Linked DNA regions of Homo sapiens: region 1 is linked to region 2. A link is a contact called in ENCODE Hi-C or POLR2A ChIA-PET data. All regions are on one chromosome and are shown on one strand. The core of a region is the stretch at or near the end of the contact, and the rest is flanking DNA. Distances in the headings are between cores, read along the strand shown.

The links. A loop is a pair of places that touch in the nucleus more often than their neighbours do. ChIA-PET counts read pairs that join two places held with the same protein, here RNA polymerase II (POLR2A). Pooled maps may share reads with other maps.
Region 1: a loop to region 2 is called in a map of PC-9, with 8 times the contacts of the local background. The contact joins the promoter of TGFA-IT1 here to the promoter of FAM136A in region 2. A Hi-C loop is called at or near these places in 1 of 168 maps with a recorded cell type or tissue (PC-9) and 2 of 50 pooled maps. POLR2A ChIA-PET finds 5 or more read pairs at or near these places in 5 of 52 experiments (MCF 10A, PC-9, Panc1 and 2 more).

Annotation. Positions count from the first base shown.
Region 1 is chr2:70,477,601-70,483,077 of GRCh38, forward strand. It overlaps TGFA-IT1 (TGFA intronic transcript 1), which reads right to left and starts at 4,040. Exons shown (of 3, transcript NR_046798.1): 1 at 3,985-4,040. All of the region lies in intron 2 of TGFA (transforming growth factor alpha), which reads right to left. It overlaps LOC107985895 (a long non-coding RNA gene), which reads right to left and starts at 3,972. Exons shown (of 2, transcript XR_001739532.1): 1 at 2,557-3,972; 2 at 1,998-2,463.
Region 2 is chr2:70,300,555-70,305,589 of GRCh38, forward strand. FAM136A (family with sequence similarity 136 member A) reads right to left here and starts at 1,513. Exons shown (of 3, transcript NM_001329752.2): 1 at 1,050-1,513; 2 at 286-426. The coding sequence starts at 1,457. RefSeq lists enhancers at 1-798, 799-1,747 and silencers at 1,433-1,702, 3,506-3,635.

The DNA.
Region 1 (5,477 bases), core at 2,790-5,289, 180 kb after region 2:
GATATATGGCCAGTGGATCTCAGCAGAGGTAACATGCTCCACTTGCAGGCTTGGTCCATAAGAACCTCCCGGTGTGACCTCCCTTTGTCTTTTCCCAGCTGCTGTCTGATTAGAGAGGCTCCTGCAGGACATGGAGGAGGGAGGAGCCACAGGATGGAAGAAGCCTGGGTCCTTGAATAAGCACATGGAAAGAAGTCTGCAGGGCCAGGAAAACCTGCAGAGCCTTTGACATGAGCAGGAAATAAACAATATTCAGGGTTTATCTGTTACAGCAGGGAGTGTTACTCTAATGCCAAGCCTGAAGTCTGGCATTAGGGGTTGGTTAGAGAATTTCTGATGTGGGATGAATCCTCACAATAAATCATATCCTTTTCTCTCTTTCTCTGTCTCTTCTGGGAGCCTCATCCAAACATCAACATGCCCTGTGCTTACAATCTGAAGTCAATCTGGCCCTGATTGGGAGGCTCCACTTTGAAACCCTGGTCCCCAGCTTAAGGTCTGTTCTGTCCGTTCTCCATCCTGGAGGGATCAGGTCGACCTTCACAAACCTCTCCAGGAGTAGTAACAGTCTTTTGGGGTGAGGAGTGAGATCAGCTTTGTAATTGAACAAAGTGTGGATGGGGCAAAGGCTGCTTCTGCAACTCTATAAAACAAAATATAAAATGGTGCCGCCACAATTGACAGCAGGCAGGGCACAACTGTTTTGATGGAAATGCTATACAGCTGATGCAAATATACTGCATTCTCAAAACCCTCTGGGCAGAAATCGCCAAGGCAGGACAGCATGGTAACTACTATAACATCAATCTTCTTGACATAGAAGATGGATGCCCTACAGTTCTCCAAATGGCCATGATCATGTATCTCACCAGCTGCAAAATCTTAAATCGATACCACTGGAAAAAAAAAAAGCATGACCATCCTGGCCCAGAATATCTTGATCATATCTTGTTATAACTGGGAACTTCTCATCCATCCATTCTTTAGTTTTACTGGCAATGTGTTACACATCAAACAACTTTTTATAACAGCCCCCACAAGGGATTTTATAATTTGTTATTTAAAAGTTATGCATCTTCATTGTATAATTTTTGGAAATACAAATATCCTAAGCAAATGACTTGCTGTCTTATCACTGAGAAGAAATAACCTGTGTTTAGAAAACATTTTACAAATGCTTATTATTTTTAGTAGGTTGCCTTTTTTGTCTTTTGTATAAAAGATCATGTTTCTTTGACTTCTTTCCCCTTTTGTGGTGATTTAGAATATAAATACTCTTTTTAATTTGTTTACATTTTAAAAAAATTTAGTTTATTTTCTCAATTATCAATGTTAAAAATGAAATTTGATGTGTCATTTGATAAAAAATTAGCATGCTTACTTCCTCCTTCTTTTTCTTCCCAGTTACCAGTTTTTATTTGTCATCTGATTTCATATCCTCATTATTTTATATATAAAACTTATATTTCAGTAATTAATTTTGACATCTGTACTAGTATAACTAAACTGACAACAGTTGCTTGGACACATTATCGCTGGTTTTGAAAAAATTATATCCTCCCCATTTGGGGGTTTTTATCTTGATATAGCTGTTATCTAGTTGAAGAGGCTCTTTGGACATTTTTTCCAGGAAGGGCATGTGAAAAGTATATCCATATAACGAAATATTATATGTCTGAGAACATCTGTGTTTCATTCATGTACATGGCTTTGCATATGAATGACAACTTGGGTCATGAGCTTTGGACCCCATAGGCCTCCCACCACTGACTTCTGGCTTGTAGTTGATGAAAAAACTGAAGCTAGATTTACTATATTCCTTTGTAACCTGCTTTTATTTTCACTTCAGTGCTTATAAGACCTTTTCTTTGCAATGAGAACTGGTTAAATTACCCTGAAGTTAATGCTTTCAATCTTAAGGACAAGTCTTTTTCAGCTTAAGAAAGTTCTCTTTAATGATCTTTGATGATTGTGTCAGCCTTAGTTTTCTTTTTTCCTTTTGGAATTATCTGTATATTGGATCACCGGGTCCTTTTTTCCTTTTTTTCTCATTATTTTTGTTTTTCAGTCCTGAGTTCTGGGAGAAATTTTCCAGCCCATTAAAAAAAATTACTGACTTTACTGTGATATCTAATCTTCTGCTCATTAGTGTATTATGGATTTAAAATTGGTCACCATATTCTGTCATCTCTTTGTAGCTGTTTCTTACTTGTTTCATAGATGCAGTGTCAGCTTCAGTCTTGAAGACATAAATTAGATTATTCAATATCTTTACCCATTTCTTAGGAATAGAGGCATTAGTTGAAATTCCTCAAAAAATCTTCTCATATGATGAAATCCTTTCTTGTGGCCAGCGATTTCTTGCATCATCATCTTTACAGAGAAAGATCTGCTTTCGTGTAGCATCATGGGGAGTTAATTTGGGCTTCAACAGAGACAATGGCCCTATTCAATATTTTGGGGCTAGATAAAGACAGAAAAGGGGAAGTTTAACTGTAGCGCCTTCAAATACCTAAGAAATCTATTTGGTAGAAGCAGGAGACAACAGGTACACACCAAAGAGTTTTCTCTTTTCCCCTGTGTTTTCCAGACATTCATGCCATGCCAGTAGTGAGAGCTGACTGAGTTTGTCACTTATTGTGGCCTTGACTGTGTCCTTTCTTAAGGCATTGGCAGGATCCAGATGGCCTGCCCTCACCCTCATACCTTGGCCTTCCAAGGTTGGGCTGTTTGGGTGATTCTGCTCCTGACAATCCTGTCTTCCAGAGGAGTGATTGTTGGACTAGGGTAGGAGGGCTGCCACCTGCACGCTCACTGGCAGAAATTCTTCAGAGCTTCTAGTACTGATATACATTTAGAAATGGTTTCATATTTCACAGATCATTTCAGTGAGTGTCCAAGGGTAGATTGGACTAAGGGAGGAGTAAACGTGGTATGCTGTAGTGTTAATTTCCCTGGAAACCCTTTGCTTATGGACGTTTTCTACATTATATGCCCACATGGTGACCAATATAACAGTGCCTCGCCACCCCCACCAACCACTTAAAAAGTTTCTCCATGAGGCTATTTTAAAAATGAGTGCATTCTCAGTTCTCTCTATGGGAATCCCCAGCAAAGCATCAGCTAGTATTTTTGCATGCTCAAAGAGTGGACTGATTTCCGTTGGTGGATATCTGAGCCTTCCCTGGATAATATCCCCCAGAGCTGCAACCCCCCTCCCTCTCTCCAAGGTGTGCCAGGATTCCCCGTGAGGAAAACTCCATGCCAACATTCCTGCCTCTTCCATGATCTAAAGGCTCTGCCTCATAAAAAAGTTGGGAATTCCTGGTTTAAATCCCCTGGGCTAAGTGTAAATCAAGCAACTTGGAGCTCTGCTCTTACAAGGAGAAATGTTGGGGGATTCCAGAAACACCAGGGTCATTTTACCTCTTAATAGTTTCTCCAAGCCATACTGGTTCAGAAGCAAAGACCTCATAGTTCCATGAAAAATTTGTTTTTCCTCAAAACTAAAAGAAATGAAGCCCTAAGGGTCTCATTTCACAAAATTCTCCCCTAGTCCAGAAGTGAAATATCAAAGAGTTGGAGGTACTCACAGCTAACTTTCTACCCAGTCAGGGTTCTGCATATGGTGTCCCTGGGAGAGGACACCCAGCCTGTGCTCTACTCTTCCAGTACTCAGGGGCTCAGTCTCTAAGGTAGTACTAAGTACTACTGCCCCAAATAGAATGAGCTGCCTTAGTACTGGCATTCTATTTGGGCAGATTATTGCTAGGAGGTTCTTCCTTAAACACATTAACATCTGCCTCCCAGAAACCTCTGTGTATTGTTTTGAATTCCATCCTTGGAAGCCACACAGAATAAGTCTCCCTCTTCTATACAGCAGTCCTTTCCCATTTCTATAGTCAGCCACCAAACCTCTGGGTCTTTGTGGTCCTAAACTCCCCTTGACATCCAGCCTCCAAGGTAGCTCCCAATGATCCCTACCTCCTGGTATCCACAGCCTTGTGAAGTCCCCTCCCATACTGTCTCAGGGCTGGTCTGTGCGACCAATAGAATATGAATGGGATGTGACTTCAGAGACTAGGTCATAAAAGGCACTGTAACTTCTGCCTTGTTCTCTTTGTCTCTCTCTCTTGGATTGGTCACTCTGGAGGAAGCTAGTTGCTAAGTCATTGAGACACACAATGGAGAGGTCCATGTGGAAAGACTGAGGCCTCCCAACAATAGCTTGTAAGTGAGCCATTCTTCAGCCCCACTCAAGCCTTCAGATGACAGTGCAGCCCCAGTTGCCATCTTGACAGCAACCTCAATGAGAGACCCTGACCCAGAACCTCCCAGCAAAGCCACTTCTGAATTCCTCTCAGACCCTGTGTGGGAAAATAAATGTTTATTGCTTTAAGCTACTAAATTTTAATTTGTCATATAGCAATAAATAACATACACTTTGAGTTTCTATAAGTATTCTTTAAGCAAGAAAGTCTGCAAACCTCTCACCTCAGGGAAAATTCTGATTTTTTTTTTTTTTAGTGCCTTTCTTAAAATAGTCTACTATAGAGTAATGGGGACAACAACAACAACAAAACACATTTACCAAATACGTTGGATGTTGGCCTTTGTGCTAACAGTTTTATACGTACTACCTAAGTTAATTCTTATAAAAGCCCTGTGATATAGGTTCTATTATTCTATCCATTTTACAGATGAGGAATACAGGTTTAGAGAGGTTAAAAGCCTTGCCTAAAGATGTAGGGCTAGGAAGAGGCAGAAGGGAAATCCAAAAACAGGCAGTGTGACCTCAGAGTCCTAGCTCTAAAGCTCTAGGTTACAGGAACAGAGTACAGTAGGAAAACCACCTCCCATGACCTGATTTCTACATTGATAGAACTTAGTTCTCCATCAATTTTGCCAGCAGTCCTGGAATGCTGTTGGATTATATAAATTTGTGGTCAGCTAAGGCCTCTGGCTGTTTCTCCACTTAAACTACTGTCAAATTTGGCCTCATATCTTCCTGATTAAATCATTACTCTTAACCTAAATACTGACTGTTATTATAAATGTGTCACTGTTCAATTTAACTTGGTTGGTTGGCTGTGATCCATTGTTCTGGCTCAAAACTTTTTTTTTTTCTCTTGAGTCTTTATTCTATCATCCAATACTTCAGCTATCATTCTGGGCACTGTGTTGTCTCTAAATCTGATAAACTTTTCCTTATATGTCTTCCTTTGATTTGCTCATAAAAGTCTCAACAGGAAAGAAGGATAAAGCCTGCTGGCACACCCAGGAGTCCCCCTTCTAGGTCAATGCGAATACATCAACAAATGTTTTCTGAAGATGACCTAGTTAAAAACGTCCTACCCTTCCCAAAAGCTTCTAGGTAAACCCATGTTGAGTATGTTTGGGGATCTCTTCATTTAAAGAGGTCACTGGCATTGTTCCTTCTCACCAACTAGCCAACTGTGAACTCTTGTAACTCATAT
Region 2 (5,035 bases), core at 263-2,762:
GCTCTCATGATCCACCTGCCTCAGCCTCCTAAAGTGCTGGGATTACAGGCATGAGCCTCCGCGCTCGGCCTACATCATTTCTATAGGAAATGATGTTCAACTTAAGGCACTCGACCGCCAAGACTTTTTCCAAAATTTCAAACCCTGTGAAAACTGGTTGGCCATCAGTATCACAACTGTTAACAGAACCAAGACACTAAAGCCAAGAGTTTTGAACAAATGCTTGTCATCTCCTGCAAAAGTCTGTATCAAGGACTACAGTGCTCTGTCTAGGATATTTCTCACCTGGAACTTCTCCAGCTCACTGGTGACCAAAGCCTGGGCTTGAGCCAGAGGCACATGGCAGCGCTCGATGCACTGGTGCACCTGCTTCATGGAGGCCTGGCTGTCCTCACAACAGCTGGCGCTGCACCGGAACATGAGACCCTGGGGAGAAAGGGCAGAGAGGTTAGGTAGGAAAGTCTCTGGGGACAGAGATGACTATGGAGCACTACAGGAGTTAGAAGGCCACGTGGATATTTGCACCTCTCTCTCCACCTTCTGCTTTCACCTTCCCTGAGAATAGACACCAGGACCTTAAAACCACCACTGGGGAAAATTATCCTCAATGTCTAGTGTAGTGTTTCATGGTGTCCTTGCTGCTAGCTCATCGGCACCTGTTGCACCGATGGTTGGGTGAACAGAGGTTCGCCCGAGTGGGTGAGGGTAGGGTGGTCTGACGAAGCCAAATTCTGAAAACCAGGAGCCTCTTCCATGGGGTTCAGAGGTCAGCAACCTAGCAATACAAATTCCACCAGAGGGCAGCCGACCCACTAATCAATGACTCAAGGGGCACTATCTGGGAAACGCATACTCCGTGAGAGAAGCAGGACCGAAACACACAGAGGCATTGCGGGGCTCAGAGAAGAACAGTGTAGAAACCCGCGCTGTGTGAAGCGAGGTTGGGCGCAAGAGAAGCAGGCATGACCTGGCCAACGGGGAGGCCGGAAGTCCTCGCCTTTCTGGTCTTTCACGTTGGCAGCGCCTCTGCTGGGCCTCGGGCCGCTCACCTGCGGAAGGGGCCGCGTAAGAGGGGAAGGTGGTGGGGCGAGCGCCTGCCACCAGGGGCTTCCCACCTGCCGCCGAGGACGCTCCTGCCCCGGGCTGGAAGGGGCGGAAAACAGCCTCGCGCACGGCAAGGGCACACGGATTTCATCCGATCCGCCAAAGCTTCCGAAGTCCTGTCCGAGGCCGCCCCGGCGACCCCAGGGCCGCCCACACCCGGTCTGCGGGGACGCGGCTGCAGTGCAAGGCGTCGCGTGGTGGCTGAGGGAAGGGCCCGGAACCCACCCGCTGAGAAGGGGGTCCTGGTTCGGCCCCAGCCCCGCTACCTGCATCTTCCGGATGTTCTCTCTTTCCAGACTCTTCACCATGGACTCCACCGCCTCCTGCACCCGGAGCTGCTGCAGCTCAGCCATGGCGACCCCGCGCTGCCCCGCGGCGCTCCGCGCCGGCGCCCATATGGAATCGGCGTACGGGCCCGCCCCCTCACCGCCCTTCGCCGCCCTTCGCCGCCTGCCCTTCCAGGGCCCACGCCCCCCCCTGGCGGCCGAACGGAGCCACTGCATGCTGGTGTCCGCGAGCCCACCGCCCTCCTCCCGCTTGGGAACCGGTCACTGGGACACCTGCCCTGCGGCTGCTGCCTGCCTTTCCTCCTCCCTCCCATGTCCCTCCCTTTACATTCTTTAAAATTATTTAATGTAATTTACATACAGATAAATGCCCAGATCTTAGGCGTGCTGCTTGATGAGTTTTAACAAACCCTGTCCGCCGGGCGCAGTGGCTTACGCCTGTAATCCCAGCACTTTGGGAGGCCGTGGGCAGGTGGATGACCTGAGCTCAGGAATTTGAGACCAGCCTGGCCAACCTGGCGAAACCCCGTCCCTACTAAAAATACAAAAATTAGCCGGGTGTGGTGGCACATGCCTGTAGTCCCAGCTATTTGGGAGGCTGAGGCAGGAGAATTGCTTGAACCCGGGAGGGAGAGGTTGCAGTGAGCCGAAATCACGCCATTGCACTCCAGCCTGGACGACAGAGTGAGACTCTGTCTCTAAACAACAATAAAAACCCAAACTCTGTCTTGTCCCAATCTCCGTCCTTTCTACCCCATCTCCCCACCCCTGCCCTAACTGGTCTGCTTCTGTCACTGTAGATTACATTTTCTCTTTCTAGAATGTCATATGTATGTTATTATCCAATAAGTACTCCTTTTCTGTCTGGCTTTTTTAGCATATTGCTGAAAAATACTTAGCCTAATGCTTTCGAGATTGAGCTGTGTTGTTGGTTCTTTTTTGCTGCTGAGTAGTATTCTATTGAATGGACATACCACATTTGTCGTTGTTGTTTTTTGAGACAGGGTCTTACTCTGTCACCCAGGCTGGAGTGCAGTGATGTGGTCTCGGCTCATGCAGCCTCCACCTCCCTGGTTCAAGTGATTCTCATGCCTCAGCCTCCCGAGTAGCTGGGATTACAGGCATGTGCCACCACGTCTGGCTAATTTTTTTTTTTTTTTTGTAGACACGGGGTTTCACCATGTTAGCCAAGCTGGTCTCCAACTCCTGAGCTCAAGGGATCCACACACCTCGGCCTCCCAAAGTGCTGAGATTGCAGGCATGAGGCATCGGTCCCGGCCCACATTTGTTGATCCATTCCCCTGCTGATGGGTGTTTGGGTCTTTTCCACTTAGTAGCTATTATGAATAAAGTGGTGACTATGAACATCCTTGACCATTTTTTTTTTCTTTTGGAGATGGGATCTTGCTATGTTGTCCAGGCTGGTCTCAAACTCCAGGCCTCAAGCTATCCTCCTGCCTCTGCCTATCAAAGGGATTACGGGTATGCACCACCACCCAGTCCTGGACCAAGTCTTTTGTAGACACAGATTTTCTTTTCTTTTGGGTAAATATCTAGAAATGGGATTGTTGGATCACAGGGTAGATGTATGTTTATGCATTTATTTCTCATAAAAAATGAACTTCAGAGACAAAGCAGGGGCTACAGATCATCAATGAAGCAGTCATCAATGAAGCACTTACATGCCAGCAACATGAAACTGTTTCTGAATTCCTGGAGCAGTTTTTTTTTTGGAATGCCTCACTGTCCCACCCATAACAGTACTGTCGTGTGCATTCATTTATCGAATACATTAGCTAGGGGTGCGGGTCCAGAGGGGAGTGTCAGTGGAGAAGGGAAACACACTCCGTGGAGAAGGGGAAGGGGCAGTGTTGGAAGAGGTGTGCTGGAGGAGGTGGTCCAGGCTGGCAAGGAGGGAGTGAGCCATCCGGGTTCCTCAGGAAAGTTTTCTTAGAGGAGATAAGGCTTGAATTGAGGCTTTGAATTGAATTGAAATGAGTGGGTGTTTGCTTGGCATATGGGGCTGAAGAGAAAGCCATGTCAGGCATGGGGGTGCAAGGTGGGGGTGGGGGAGGAACAAAGGAATGGGGCCGTCATTAGAATTTAACGATTTTCTGCCATTGGGCGCTAGATGGCAGGAGAACTCTAGTTTAGGGCAGTGGGGAGTTTGACTCAACCCAAGCTTCTTTGAAGAAAGCTATGTTTTGATTGGGCACGGTGGCTCACGCCTGTAATCCCAGCACTTTGGGGAGCTGAGGCAGGTGGATCACCTGAGGTCAGGAGTTCAGGAGTTTGAGACCAGCCTGGCCAACATGGTGAAACCCCATCTCTACTAAAAGCACAAAAATTAGCCGGGCGTGGTGGCAGGCACTTGTAGTCTTGGCTACTTTGGGAGGCTGAGACAGGAGAATCGCTTGAATCCGGGAGGTAGAGGTTGCAGCGAGCTGAGATCACGTCACTGCACTCCAGCTTGGGCAACAAAGTGAGACTCTGTCTCAAAAAAAATAAAATAAAAAATAAAAGCAAGCAAGCAAGCAAGCAAGCAAGCAAGCAAGCAACCAAACAAGCTGTGTTCTTCCAGCGCCAGGCCCTCTCTAGTGAGTACAAGTGTGAGTATCTCCCCATAAATCACAGTTCAGGGTCTTGAGACAGCCTGTTCACTTCAAGCTCGACTACAAGTGGCTCCCAGCAGCAGCTGGAATCAGGGCGACACCAACTATTAAATAATGTGCCAGACAGTGTTTTAAGTGCCTTCCACGGGATGATCTCATTTAATTTCCATGACAAAGCACCCTATGAGGTGGGTACTTTACTCTCCTCTCTTCTCTCACTCAGGGCAGAAAACTGAGGCCTAGGGAGATGAAACCACTTGCCAGAGATTGCACATTTATAAACTGGTGGAGCTGGAATTCCAATCCTGATGGGCTAACTCCAGACTAGAAAAAGTAGGAAATCTCTATTGTGACTGACTTAATGTTTATACTTATGTCCCATATTCCACAGAAAGTTCTTTCTTTCTTCTTTATAGCACAATCTGAAACTACTCACTTCTCCCTCTTATTCCTAAAATGCCAGACAGAACCTCTCCAACAGCTCCTACTTGTAGGAGCCAAGTTAATCATGCTAAAATGAGTTTAAAAGTCCTTGAGTAATGCAGCCTTGTTAGTTTCTATACACAAATTGAATGGTACTTTTAGTATTTACGAAAAATGATTCTTGGCTGGGGCGGTGGCTCACATCTGTAATTCCAGCACATTGGGAGGCCGAGGCGGGCAGATCACTTGGGGCTGGGAGCTTGAGACCAGCCTGGCCAACGTGGTGAAACCCCCATCTCTACTAAAAATATAAAAACATTAGCTGGGCATAGCGGCACACACCTGCAATCACAGCTACTCAGAGGCTGAGGTGGGAGAATCACTTGCACTCAGGAGGTGGAGGTTGCAGTGAGCTGAGATGGTGCCACTGCACTCCAGCATGGGTGACAGAGCGAGACTCTCCCTCAAAAAAAAAAAACAAAAAAACAAAAAAACAGAAAAAAAAAAACCCAGAAAAAAAAAAAAGAAAAATGATTCCTGACTTCCAGTTAGTTGGCTGTGGAAATCCCATGGGAGTCATGGTGGAAGCAGAGTTTAATCTCATGTTAG